Regions from separate parts of the Mus musculus genome. Here regions 2 and 3 are each linked to region 1. Evidence: chromatin contacts called from ENCODE Hi-C or POLR2A ChIA-PET data. All regions are on one chromosome and are shown on one strand. Each heading gives the region's core, a stretch centred on a gene start or an enhancer-like site at or near the end of the contact. The rest is flanking DNA. Distances are from core to core; before and after follow the strand shown. Region 1 has its middle 11 kb from the start of Gm38464. Region 2 has its middle 7.7 kb from the start of Gm52570. Region 3 overlaps Gm32287 (a long non-coding RNA gene).

The links. Hi-C counts contacts between places; a loop is a spot of excess contacts on that map. ChIA-PET counts read pairs that join two places held with the same protein, here RNA polymerase II (POLR2A).
Region 2: a loop to region 1 is called in a map of gastrocnemius, with 2.3 times the contacts of the local background. The contact joins two enhancer-like sites. A Hi-C loop is called at or near these places in 4 of 37 maps with a recorded cell type or tissue (adrenal gland and gastrocnemius). POLR2A ChIA-PET finds 5 or more read pairs at or near these places in 3 of 5 experiments (Patski and embryonic stem cell).
Region 3: POLR2A ChIA-PET joins it to region 1 with 68 read pairs in Patski. The contact joins two enhancer-like sites. A Hi-C loop is called at or near these places in 3 of 37 maps with a recorded cell type or tissue (T-helper 2 cell, heart and regulatory T cell). POLR2A ChIA-PET finds 5 or more read pairs at or near these places in 1 of 5 experiments (Patski).

Annotation. Positions count from the first base shown.
Region 1 is chr2:167,711,703-167,716,115 of GRCm38, reverse strand. No RefSeq gene overlaps it. Among named protein-coding and RNA genes, the nearest start is that of Gm38464, 11 kb to the left of the region's middle. Within about 2 kb of position 2,680, at least 1 of the 3 ENCODE cell types and tissues checked has a DNase peak (open chromatin) inside an H3K27ac peak, as active enhancers do; it is heart, where a contact is called at or near this core.
Region 2 is chr2:167,744,592-167,749,029 of GRCm38, reverse strand. No RefSeq gene overlaps it. Among named protein-coding and RNA genes, the nearest start is that of Gm52570, 7.7 kb to the right of the region's middle. Within about 2 kb of position 1,534, at least 1 of the 3 ENCODE cell types and tissues checked has a DNase peak (open chromatin) inside an H3K27ac peak, as active enhancers do.
Region 3 is chr2:167,765,912-167,770,260 of GRCm38, reverse strand. Gm32287 (a long non-coding RNA gene) reads left to right here. Exons shown (of 7, transcript XR_003954117.1): 7 at 1-1,153. Among named protein-coding and RNA genes, the nearest start is that of Gm14321, 9.4 kb to the left of the region's middle. Within about 2 kb of position 1,884, at least 1 of the 3 ENCODE cell types and tissues checked has a DNase peak (open chromatin) inside an H3K27ac peak, as active enhancers do; it is heart, where a contact is called at or near this core.

The DNA.
Region 1 (4,413 bases), core at 1,431-3,930:
GAACCATTACCGGGCCTGTGATGGCCATGCAGCTCTGCGCTCCATGAGAGAAAACAGGCTTAGTGTGGGAACTTGACCCACTCCACAGCAAGGCAACAGAACGGAGAAGCAAGCCCAGGAGAGCCACTCCTAGGCCAAGTCTTGCTCTTCCCTCCACTTGCCTGCCTCTAACATCACTTCCTCCATGAAGCCTGCCAAAGGCACAATCCTTCCACCATGGCTTAAGTGTGTCAGGTAGATTTGGTGTTCAACCCTGGCATGTGCTCATTTGCATATCGTTTTGTTTTGTTATTTTGTTTAAGACAGGGACTCAACTACATTGACCAGGCTGGCCTTGAACTCACAAAGATCCTTATGCTTCTGTCTCCCAAGCACTGGGGCTTAAAGGTGTGTGGTACCCGGCTCACTTGCACATCGTATTAAAGTGTATCCTTTGCTACTCATCCCCAGGTGTGTCTCCTTTCCTAAGGCACCTCTCCGAGTGTGCCCACTAATGGCTGCCTCTCCATGAGGTAGCTCCCCCAGTGCACCTCATACCCCCAAGCCACATCCCCACTGTGCACCCCCTTTGCACCTGGGCGAGCCTGCCCACACACTCCCTCGCCTGGCTCAGCGGCTGCCAACCTTCCCAGGAGCCCTCCTCTGGCTTGCCCTGGCTCTCCCACCAGCCTAGCTCGCCCCTCCCCTTACAAGAACTCCAGGCAGAGCCTCACTACCCCGTGATAATTATCTAAACCCTCATGTCCCCAGCCCGGGGGCTCATGTCTGGTGACTTCAGTCCTCAAAGCAAGGGTGAGTGGGATGGGGAAGCTGGGGAGACAGCTCTGTGGGATGACAGGGGCCCCTGCCTGCCTTTTCCCTGATGGGAGCTTTGGCAATTGGGGAAGGCAGCGGTTTTACTAAGAAAAAGGAGAACAAAACAGGCAGAAGGTAGAGAGGCTCACAGCCTGAGTGAATCAGGGCTGAGTGGGCGGTTGGAGGGAAGACTCCATTGGAGTGTTGAGTGAAGAGAGGTCACGAGCCAGAAGGGCCTACGGGCAGAGCACCTGAGCAGGGCCTTGAAGACTTCACTCCTGTGGCAGCTCAGACCTTCCAACCCCCACCCAGCCCCCTGTCAACAAGTATACTTATGCCCACTTAAAGGAGCAAGAAGATTGCAGGCGCTCAGAGAGGCAAACCATTTGGCCCCAGGACACACAGCACCTGTGTGCAGAGCTGGAGCTAGAACCAACCTCTGCCAAGAAGAGATTTCCCACCTGTAACCAGTGTCCGTGGCTACATCAGTCCTCCCTGGGCCTCATTTTCTTGAGCAGTGTACATAACAATATTCCAACCTCACGGGTCATTTTTGCGTACAGGGGTCTATGACCCAGTGCAGAGAAAATCTGAAATCAGAGAGGGTGCCGGGGTGGGCTGGTAGTGTAAGCTCTGCTTGTATGCCTCCCTTGCTGAGAAGTTCACCTTGTACAGAGTTTTCCAATCCTAATTCCCCAGAGTTTGAATTTAATAAAACCTGCCTCTCTCATCCCATATTGGCCTGGGATGGCCTCTCTGGCCTGGCCTTAGGCCATAGAGACAAACACATCCTCGGCCCTGGGAACACAGAAGCAAAAGGGCAGACAAGGTCCCTCATGAATGACACTTGGCCGGTGTTCTGTAGGAAAGAGGCAGATGCTAACATGCAGCCCTCTGAACGGCCACGAGGTATCACTGGGAAAACTCAGCAACCCAAATTATCATCTGAGTGGTGGTGGCGGAACATGCCTTCAGTTGCAGCTCGGGAGGCAGAGGCAGGCAGATCTCTTTGAGTTTGAGACTAGCCTGGTCTACAGAGCTAATTCCAGGACAGCCAGGGCTACACAGAGAAACCCTGTCTTTAAATAAATGAATAAATAAATAAATAAATAAATAAACTCTCCACTGTGTGGGCCAGATGACATTCCTCCCTAGCTCAAAACTCCACCGTGCTTCCCCATCCTTCAGGGATTAAGTGTGACACCATAATAAGGCCACCACCACACTTCTCAGGGGACATCTTCGTGACCTTGTCTCCTGTCCCTCCACTCTAGCTTCTCATGTCCTTTGGACATATCGCCATCTTCCTAGCTCCACCTCCACCTGAAGACCAAGTGCCCCTTTCCTTTACAGCTGGCCAAGGCTTGCTAACCCTTCCGGTCTCTGCCCCACCCCTCTCTCTTTGTTCTGGTCTCCTTTCTCCCGTCTCTATGAAAGACCACGCAAAATGGAAAGAAAAAAAAAACATAGCCAGGAAAAAAGCATGAATCATATGTTTACAGGCACTAATTAATTACTAAGCTCAAAAATCCAATTTCCATTCTTCCTTTTCCCCGTCTTTGCCCTTTGAGAATGCTTGGAATCTGCGTTCTTTCCCAATGCAAAAGTATGTCAAGTTTATTTTTAGTAAAAGCACGTGATGACTGAGGCTGTTATTCAGTCTCCCGCGTCAGTGGGGAGCTCACCACAAGTGCTGGATGCTCTTCGAACTGGGTCCCAGGAGTCTGGCTGGCCCACACCCGCCAGTTGGGGTCAGAGTGTCCCTAGCAAGGTCCAAGGATTGGGGATTAGGGGTAGTGCAGGGTTTCCAGGCTGCAGTTCCTCCTCCAGGCCAGGAGGGGCGATATGGAGTCGGGGAACTAAAGGTAGATTCTCTGCTCCCAATTGGTGGAGCCAAAGCCTTCTTTCTGGATTAGGTCAACATTTGGACCATCCACATCCTGTGTTCAGGAAGCACGTGGTGGGACAGACAACAAGACTGACTCTCTCTCTCTCTCTCTCTCTCTCTCTCTAGTGCGCATGCGGGACAGACAGGGTAGGACGGGGGGGGGGGGGGGGGGACACACGACTTTACAGGATTCATCATTGGTTCGACAGGACAGGCTCTGTGCTCCGTGCAGCATACAACACTGAACCTTCTTCTCTACCGGCTTCCCCCCCCCCCCCGCCCCCCACTTCCTCTCTACTGGGACCCGGGCTGATGATCACTGCGAGTTCACTGAGCTTCCTGTCCAAATGGCAGCTTTGATCTCTTGAGCGTCTCAAACCCACTCTCTAACCCCAGCTCCCTGGTCTGTCAGCACAGTCCCTCTGTCCCCAGCGCTTACACATCAGCCTGAGCAAAGGCTCACTGTGCAGTCAGTTCCTTGCCTCTTTGAACCTCATGGCCTCTCTTATAAATGAGTTCCAGGGCTGGTGAGATGGCTCAGTGGGTAAGAGCACCCGACTGCTCTTCTGAAGGTCCGAAGTTCAAATCCCAGCAACCACATGGTGGCTCACAACCACCCGTAATGAGATCTGATGACCTCTTCTGGTGCGTCTGAAGACAGCTACAGTGTACTTACATATAATAAATAAATAAATCTAAAAAAAAATAAAATAAAATAAATAAATAAATGAGTTCCAACTCTGTACACCACAGGAGCGCCTCAAACTCAGTGGCCGAAAGGTTCTAGGCAGAGACGAGACGTTCAAATGAACTGGCAGTAGGCAAATGTGACCCTGACATGGCCAGTAGAGACATCACACTCTTATCTTCCCACTGCTCCAGGGAAGCCAGGCTGAAGCCTTATTTTCAGCGTGGGCCATGCATGTAAATCCACAGCATAAGCCCCACACCCCAGACCCAACACATCTCCGGGCTGGCCTGGCCCAGGGGCTGCCTGCTGCAGTCCTGAATGTCAGATAGAGTTGATTTCTAAGACCTTGGAGCCTGGGACAGCCTAGGATGGGGCGAGCAACATGGCCTCGCCCGGCCATGTGGGGGTAGCTATTATCCCAGCATTGGGAGGGCCTGCTGGGCAGGACTCCCTGGAGCTGGACCGTGGGCTGCTGAGCTTCGCTAGGCTCTTAATTATGAAGGATGATAATGATCTTGGTGGAGTGTGCGGATAGGTGGGGAATGACTTAGCTAACTGCGAGTCTGATTGTATCTATTGTAAGAAGCACACGTGGAATATCAGATTAGTGCTCTTTGTGTGCCCATTATTACACCGTATCATTAGTGCCCAGACTCACGAGCCACACGGCCCCCTTCCTTCTCCCTCTGACTTAGCTGACCACCAGCACAGCTCCTTATTGTTCTTGTGGTGTCCCTGCAGGCCTGTCACTGACCTCCTGGACAAGGTGTTCTCTGCTGGCCCTCTCAGGGAGAAGAGGCCAAAAATAAAGAAACAAAGCAAGCCAGGATAGGGAAAGGGAGAGAGGGGTTGGGTGGGGGCACAGGTGGCACAGACGCCATGACCAAGGCAACACTTTTTTTTGTTGGCTGTTTTGTTTTGTTTTGTTTTGTTTTTCGAGACAGGGTTTCTCTGTGTAGCCCTGGCTGTCCTGGAACTCAGTAGACCAGGCTGACCTCAAACTCAGAAATTCGCCTGCCTCTGCCTCGAAAGTGCTGGG
Region 2 (4,438 bases), core at 285-2,784, 34 kb before region 1:
GGAGCCATGGGGATTTCCAGAACCCCAGGAAGGCAGAGCCAGAGGGATTTGTGGGCACTGCGGGTGTGGGGTTGGTGAGAGGGTGGCTGGGTGGCTCCAGGGTGAGGACATGGAATTTGTGGGCTGAGTGCTATCTTCTGAGCCAAGGAAAACAAAACAACTGTGTCTCCGATTGGGTTGAGGGTCTGCCTCAGACCCAGTAGGCAAGCGGCCATACCCGACAAGGGCCTAGGAGACCACACGGGCCTGAGCACACTGAGAGGCAGGAGAGGGCCTGTTTAAGAGGCTTGAGGGCAGTGGGGTAGAGAGAGGAGACCCCAACATCCTGGAGGGGGCTGCCTGGCAACCTTACCCAGTGAGGAGAAACCAGGGAGATGGGCAAGGCTGGGTCACCAGGACATGGCTGGTGGGGCAGGGGGTATGTTGCTGAGATGCCTATGAAATAAAAGATGAGCCCTTGCCTGGTCAGGGTACAGCGATGTGAAAGATGCATGTGGTACCTCAGCTCCCATTGGGACCTAGAAGGAAAGGAGAAGTGTCAAGGTTTCAGACCGAGGCTCCAGGAACCATGACGCGCCAGGTGTCTCGCTGTAAGATTTAACTGTTTTTGCTCTCCTGGTCATTGAAGATGGGATAAGGAGACAAAGGGGAGAAGCCTGGGATGGGAAAAATGGAGAGAGGGGGTCAGGAGGTGTCAAAGGAGGACCAGAGACTCCCGGCTCAGGGCTTGTGCCAGCAGTCAACTCCAAAAGCCCACACTGCTATTTCTGCTCTTGTTCCCTGAGGGTCTATGCCGTCCCAGGCAAACCCCCAAGCCTCAGCTGCTCAGAGCAAGCCTGTCTGCTCCCAGTTTGCACACCCAGTTCTGCATTCAATGTGGCCAGGAGACCCCTCAGATCCACCTTGCCCATCCAGGTGAGCATGGTCTCCACAAGACCTCTGTGCTCCCCCAAGGCCTCTGCTCTATGTGCCCACGCCTCTGTGGACAGATGACCATCTGAAGACCCCCTTTTCCAAAATGTCTTGTTCCCATGGGGCAAGTGCCGAGGCCTCCACACTCCTACCGCCCAGTCCCACATCCTGACTGCCTGTGGACAGGAGTTGCCTGGGCACTGAGCTTAACCTGGTATTGGGGCCCAGGACTCAGGGGACACAACAACCCCAGGCCTAGCTGAGGCTGGCTTTGTCCCCTACTTGGGCAGTGGATTGCCAGTTGGGAGTAGAGCAGCGTGGAGTCCCAACTGAAGCTGAAGGAGGCCGAAGACTCGGAGCCTCCCAGCCCGCCTGTGGCCCCAGCTCACAGGGGCCACACCCAGGCCACTATCACCATCTCAGAGGTTCATTGTTCCCGCCTGGCTCAGCTCCAAGGTCTGGCCCCACCCAGGCTCCCACTTCCCCCTGGGATCCCCCAGCACCCTAATCCGGGCCTCCCAGGGGCCTACTGAGGTGCTAGCTGAGGCAGCCCCATTGGGGCCCAAGACAGCTTCCCCTCTCTGAGCCTCTGTTTCCCCACAGACTACGTGGGGTGGCAGAACCTAAGGGGAAGCAAAGAGGGGTCTCCATGTTTGCTGGGTGGCAGAGTGCCAAGCAGGGTGGGAACTAAAGCGCAAGCTGCGTTCTGCCCAAGTCCTCTGCCCTTCCTACACTTGAAGGGCTAAGCCGGGAGCAGCCATTGCAGAGACTCACTCATAGAAGCCAAGCTCCCTTCCACATGCCAAGTGACACTGTGTGGCAGTGGGCAGGCCGTGGCAGTCCCTGGGCCTCGGCAAAGGGAAGGTGGCAGCTTTGCTCCCCCTCCAAAGGAAGGGAAGAGAGGGGTGCGGCCATGTTTCCTTTTCTTTTCTTTTTCTTTTTTCCTTTCTTTTTTTTCTTTTTAGCACAAAGAGCTTGAATGAAAAGCAGCTGTAGACAGAGATGCTATTGTGAAGGAAGGGCCTGAGACTCCCCAGCAGGCGGAAGAGCATCCTGAGTGTCAGGCTGGGTAAACAGAGGCTAAGGCATGGGCCAGAGACGCAGGCTGGAGGCAGCTGGGGTCTTCCATGCTTCCTGCAGGGGCCTACCCTGGGTGACTGCAGCCAGCCCTGAGCATTTCCTGTGTCCAGTTCTGGGCAGGCCATTGTGCCTCACCTCTGGGAGTCTCAATCCCCATCTTGAAAATATGCACAGGGCATTCCTTCTGCAGAGGGATTCCGGCCGTTGACCTTAGTCCCACCACTTGCTACTGTGTGGCTTAAAGTAAGCTACTTGGCCTCTCTGTGCCTATATCCCCCATGTGTCGAATGAGAGGCACCCTCGCCCACCAGCTACATGAACGAAGCTGGTCAAGTCTCCTCTGCTGCCCATCCCCCAGGCTTTCTGCCCTCATCCCTACTCTTCCCTGCGCACACATTCAGCCCAGCAGTTGCAGCACATACTTTAGCAAGCACCTACTATGTGCAGGCTAGATGCAGCTGAAACTGGGTAGAGAAAGAGTGTGCTAAGGACCCGTGTGCAGAAAAGATGCATAGGAAGTGTGGACACTGGTGCCTGCAGACACCACATGCTGCTTGCTGCTGGCCTCCCATGACCTTCAGGGGGGTCAGACAAAGGCACACAGTATGACCACACAGCAAGGCCAGCAGAGCTGAAATTGAAACTCCAAAGTGCAGTGACTCCCTGAACAGTGCTCCCAAGCTCAGACCTTTGTCCCTACAGGGGCCTTCTGCCTCTGCCCACCTCTTGATGTCCTTCCCTTGCCAACATTCACCATGACCCAAGGCCTCAACACTCCCCGAGGAGAGTGACCTTGGCCTGACTCGTGACCTTGGCCTGACTCGCTGATGCAAAGGAAAAGGGGGGAATATACATCCTGGGCCTCGCTCCTCCCTCCCAACTCAAAGTGGCCCAACGTGAGGTAAGGGAGGAGGCCTGGGTGGTCCTAGACACTGCCTGCCCTGTACCTCAGCCAAGGAAACAGAGGGAGCTGTTATGAAGTGTCTCTGGGCGTCAATTTACTATTTGTAAGAGAGGACAGCAGGCTGGAGCCCCCAGGGGCTGTATGGAGGCAGGGTCCTCGATGGCTGTACTTTTGCTTCTGTCCTTGTGGCTGAGGACTGGTTACTGTTGCTCCCACCCTGGCTGCTGAGGGTTGGTTACTGTTGCTCCTGTCCTTTTCCCTCCTGTCCTTTGCATTGTCACAGGGTCACACGGCAAAGCCCCCTCCTGATTGACATCACCATGCCGTGCCCCAGCCTAGTCTGATAGCTCACTTAATTATAATCCTTAGGGAAAGGAAACCGCCCCCCAGGAGCCACCAGGGTAACCCGACGCCCCTCAGTGCCAGGGCCTCAGGCCCTTCCAGGCCTGCCCCAACACCCTATCTGTCCAACCTGACTGGGCCTGGCACAGGCTCAATGTGCACATTGTCTGGGTCTGCCCCCTCCCCCTGTTTCATCCTTCCTCCAGCTGGGGATCCAGCCTGGCCAGGGAGGCAGTTGAAGGGAAATTGGAAACCCTGCAGGGTAACTGCATGGGGTGGCCAGGCTGCCTCCCTTGGACCACTCACTGTTGTCACACCAAGCTTCATCCTGAGAGAGTCTCGTACTGTGTGCGTCTTCCAGATAGAAAGAGAGAGACCCGGAGGGTGAAACCCCAGCTCGTGTTCACACAGTGGTGTGGAAGCTTGGGTCAGGATGCGCAGGAACCTTCCCCCGGAGAGTTAGGTGACCCCAGCCCCTCCTGGAGACAGAGATGGCACAGACTTGAGGCAGGGCATCTTGGTTAAGGCTTATGTGCTACAAATTCAAAGCCAGCGATGCATCTGCCTCACACAAAACACCTGTTCTCCCCTGAAGTAGGCTTTCCCTGGCCATGGCTGCTTGGCCTCCTGAGAGTCCAGAACAGGAAGTGCTTGATAGTGACAGGTGAGCCATGTGGACTCAAAACCAAAGCTTGAAGGTGGCACATGCTCCGGGCAGCCTGAGGAAGGGTCTAAGACAGCCAGGTCACCCCAGCTGAAGGGACAGAGCTGAAACCAGAGCAGGAGGCGAGCTAGGGAGACAGACAGTGTCTAGATGGAGTGTGTGCTGAGTGAGGAGCCAAGTGCAAACCTCAGCACTCCGGAAAAGCCAGGCATGGCGGTGCCTGAAACCCACTCACTTGGACATCAGACACAGACCAGTCCCCAGAGCTCGCCAGCCGGCCAGCCTAGCCTAGAACAAACTTCTGCTAAGCTAGAGACCTGGTCTCACAAAACAAGGTAGATGGCTCCTGAGGATCAATTTCCAAGGTTGTTCTCTCTCTCTCTCTCTCTCTCTCTCTGTGTGTGTGTGTGTGTGTCTCCTCCTTCTTATTCTCCTCTGTCTTTCTCTCCTCTCTCTGTCTCTCTCTTTGTCTCTCTCCTCTGTCTCTCTCTCACACACACACTCACATACATGCACACACACTCACATACATGCAC
Region 3 (4,349 bases), core at 635-3,134, 55 kb before region 1:
CCTTGAACTGGCCACTCTCATCGTTCCACCCCAGCTTTAACTGGTTATGACTGGAGAAACTGAGACTTGAAAGAGAAGGATTGGACCCAAACCCTGTGGAATCGTGGAACCAGGAGAGAACGGTCCCCGCCCCACCCCCACCCCCGAGTTTCTGCATTCACTCCTGTGGACTAACCAAGGGCCCTGAGCTGAGCCTTCTCTCACGCCCCTAATGTGGGAGAAATTCATCAACCTCTTTGTTGGGCGGTCCGTGGGCCCGAACAGGAACCTCACCAACTGGACAACACGGAAACCAGAAGTTCCGACTGGGCCTCCCCGCCTCTGGGCCTCCCAGCCTCTGGGCCGTGGGGTTGCCAGCCCTTCTCCAGGCTGTGTCTCCCCACTCTTGAAGACAGGCTGTTCCCAGCCCTCCCCGACTCTCTCAGCCCTGCGAGGTGCTTGGCAGAGCTGCGGCAGGCCCGGGGTGCCCTGTCCCGCCCATCAATTCCCATCTGGGGGGCCAAGGTCGACCTGGGGGCAGGCGGGCTGGGCCCTGTCTGGGGATAAAGGCAGGCGCCCCAGGGTGCAGCCAGCTTAATAACAGGCTCTGGGATCCAGGGGTTTGAACTCAGGCTAATAGGCTCAAACACAAATTGAACAGCCCACGGTTCCATCAGCGCCTCTGACAGCCAGCTCTTCCCACACTAGTGCTCCTCTCTGGCCTCTCCCACCCGCCTCACCGCTGGAGCCCCCTCTGTGTGCCCAGCATGCAGACCCCCCCTACGGTACTGGGAACAACCTCCCCGTCCTGCCCTGGTCCTGTGTGCCTCAATCTCTCCTCTTGCTCCTCTGCCTCGGCACTCCTCCATCAGCCAGGCTGTGGCCTGCCCCAGGGCCTTTGCACTGACTGTGCCTCCTGCCCGGAGCTCTGTTCACCTGTTCTGGCCACAGCTGCTCCTCGGTGAGACCCTTGGCCCCACCCTGTAGCGCCTACAACCCTGCTTCATTTCTCCATCCCTGTCACGGTCCTGTTGGGGTCTACATCTGGGTAGGTTTTGTTTTTTGAGTCAGGGTTTCTCTGTGTAGCTCTAGCTGTTCTGGAACTCACTCTGTAGACCAAGGAGATCTCAAACCAATAAAGAGCCGCTTGCCTCAGGCTGGCCTCCAACTCAGAGATTCTCCTGCCTCTGCCTCCTGAGTGCCGACTTAAAGGCATGCGTCAACATCACATGACTCTGGAGATCTTTTTAAATACATGTATTTCAATTTTTTGAGATTTATTTATTTTTATTTAATGTGTGTCGGTGTTTTGCCTGCCTGTGTGCCTGTACACCCTGGTACCTGGTACCCAAGGAGGCCAGAAGAGGGTGTCAGGTGCCCTAGGACTGGAGTTATCATGTGGGTGCTGGGAATTGAACCCAAATCCTCCAAAAGGGCAGCCAGTGCTCTTAACCACAGAGACATCTCTCCAGCCTCTTAAATATATATTTTTTAGTTTACACTGAACATGTGCATATTTATAAAATACCGTGTGATGCTTTTTTGTTTTGTTTTGTTGTTTGTTTTTTGTTTTGTTTTATTTTTCTGAGACAGGGTTTCTCTGTGTAGCCCTGGTTGTCCTGGAACTTACTCTGTAGACCAGGCTGGCCTCGAACTCAGAAATCCGCCTGCCTCTGCCTCCCGAGTGCTGGGATTAAAGGCATGTGCCACCACCGCCTGGCGCCCGTGTGGTGCTTTGATGCAGGGTCAGTAACCGGCTGTCACCACTGGTTAACTGCAGAAACCAGGGCTTCAGACTCAGCCAGAACAGTAGAGCCACCAGAGCCACCGGTGGGCACCCCATAAGTGGGCTAACTGGACTATGCTGGACTCAGAGTGGTGGTGGCAGCGGCGGCGGCGGCAGCAGCGTGGTGACCTCTCACCTCCGCCTGCCTGGATCACCATCCCTGCGCACCTGCACCCCCTCCCACCTCCCCTCGCCAGCCTTTGGCACCCAAGCTTCTCAATTTTCCCTCCTTCTGTGGACTGCCAGCTGGCCCCCCGCCAGCCCCGTTCCCCCGCCTGCTGCCCTTCCTGGACACAGGCCCATGAAGGATGAGGAAGGGCCCGCGGTGGCTGGCCAGGTGCCATGAGAACGCGGACCCTGGGGCCCAAGTCTCCTCACTGCACTGCCAGACACCTGTGTAATGAGTGCCATTATGGGGACCTGCCAGGCAGGCCCCGGCTCGCCCTAGCCACCCAGGCTGTGAAGGTGATGCAGTTGGGGTTCAGGGAGTGTTGCGGGTGCAGTGTGTGTGTGAGGGGGGTGGCCCCAGGGTTCTGCCCTACGTTTCTGGATAAGCCAGGCCTGACTTCCTATCTTCTGCAGATCCCAAATCTCAGGCCTCACCTTCCAAGTTGGATAAAAGGCAGGCCAAGAAAGACAGCCATTTATTGAGGACTTACTGTGTGCCCACTTGGTCTTCCAAGCTGGCTCCTGTCCCCTCCCACTGTGGGACGCTCGCTCACCTGTGTTCTGTTTATCTTCCCTCTCTCTCCATTTGGACACAGATGAGTACCTACTGTGTGTCAGGCTCATGCTTCTTACGTAAACTCATTTGTAGCCCTACAAAGTGAATAACGTAATTAACTCGCGTTACAGAGAAAACTCAGGAAGGTGAAGCAACTGGTCAGACGTCACACAGCTGATAACTGCTGAAGCAGGAACAGGTCCAGGTTCTCTGGCCCCAGAGTCCACAGCCCTAACCACTGCACACCATGCCCCGAGTCAGCTCACACAGGCAGGGAGTGTGTCCTCGCTGCATGCCCCATCCCAGCCCAATGCCTGGCATATAATAAGTGCTAAAAAAAAAAAAAAAAAAAACAACTGAGTGAGGGCTGACGAGATGGCTTGGTGTATAAAGTTGTCATCTGCCCCCAACCCTGACAACCTGAGTTCAATTCCTGGGACCTAGAAGGTGAATGACTCAACCCCTGCAAGTTGCCCTCTGACCTCCCCCACACACGTACTGTGGGATACAAAGGCGCCTGCGCGTGCACACACATAAATACATATAAAAATTTAAATACCGAGGGAAGGGTGAATGAACGAAACAATGAATCGAGTACACTCACTAATGAAGATCTAAGGCTCAGAGAGGTGAGGTGACTTACAGGAGACACACAGCACCGCTGCTGTCACAGAACCAAGATGCACCCATGTGACAGCTCCTGCCCCTCCACCCTCCTGCCCATCTCCAAATGTGCTGTGACTCCAGCTATGCCCAACAAGGGTGGACAGGTGCCTGTACCAGATGACACCTTTATACATGTAGGGAACCTGATCTCTAACCTGGGCCTGAGGTGTAGGTCTGCCCCAGACTCCAGCCTGGGAACTGAGACCCTGCCCGGCCCCTCTGTGTTCTTCCAGCTCTGGAGCAGTGGAGAACTCTTGCCTGTCCCCTTTAGGGCCTCTGTATCTGCCTCTCCTCTTCCGGGGACACCTCCAGGCTTGCTGTCTCACAGCAGGGGTCCTTGGTGACAACTGTCCGTGCTGTCCACAGCCACAGCTTCTGGCTACAGAAGGCCTGTCCACCATGCTGGGCCATCGCCCTGGCCACCTCTGACCTTCTAATTCTCGGTGGACTCCTGAACGAGTATCCCTGCTGGGTCTCTCTTCCCTACCTGTCTCTGGCCTTGAGGGTGGCATGTCCTGGCCCTGGGAGACAGAGAAGATGAGTCCTGCTGTCTTCCGAGTACGCAGGAGCTTGTGTGGTGGCCACTCACTGTGCGCTGGGCCCTGGACACTGTCACCATCCCTCCCTCTAGCCACCAGCATCCTCCCTTGTCTTTCCCAATTACTCCAGTCCCCTGCCTCTCCCAGAGCCTTCACACTGGCTATGCACACAGGCTCCTGCTGGGAAGCCGCCCCACTCACTGTCCATGGAAGTCACTTCAGGAGACCTCCCCCACAGCTTGTCATCCTCTGCCGTGTCTACCATGGTCCTAGCCCAGAGCCAAAATATTCTGCCATCCATGTGTTCCCCTCCCCCACTGTAGCCATCCAACCCACCCAACAACAGAGAGACCTGTATACAGAAGGTGCTCAAGCAATGGCTGCTAATAAAGTGAAGAGAATCAAAGAACACCTCCAGTCCCGTGTACCCCGGCCTGGCCCCCTCCTGCCAGCAGGCACCCCTCTGCACCCCACACCTGTCTGGTTCCCAGCCTTATAAAAACCACCGCCTCCACCTTGCCCCAGGGTGACCCAGGATGCCCAGGGGGTGAGGCCTATGCTGACCCCAGCCTGGCTTCCAAGACCTGGGCCTCAAGACACTGGTAATTGTTTGGGTGGGATGCTTTCGGCTAGATTGTCACCTGTCCTCAGGTAT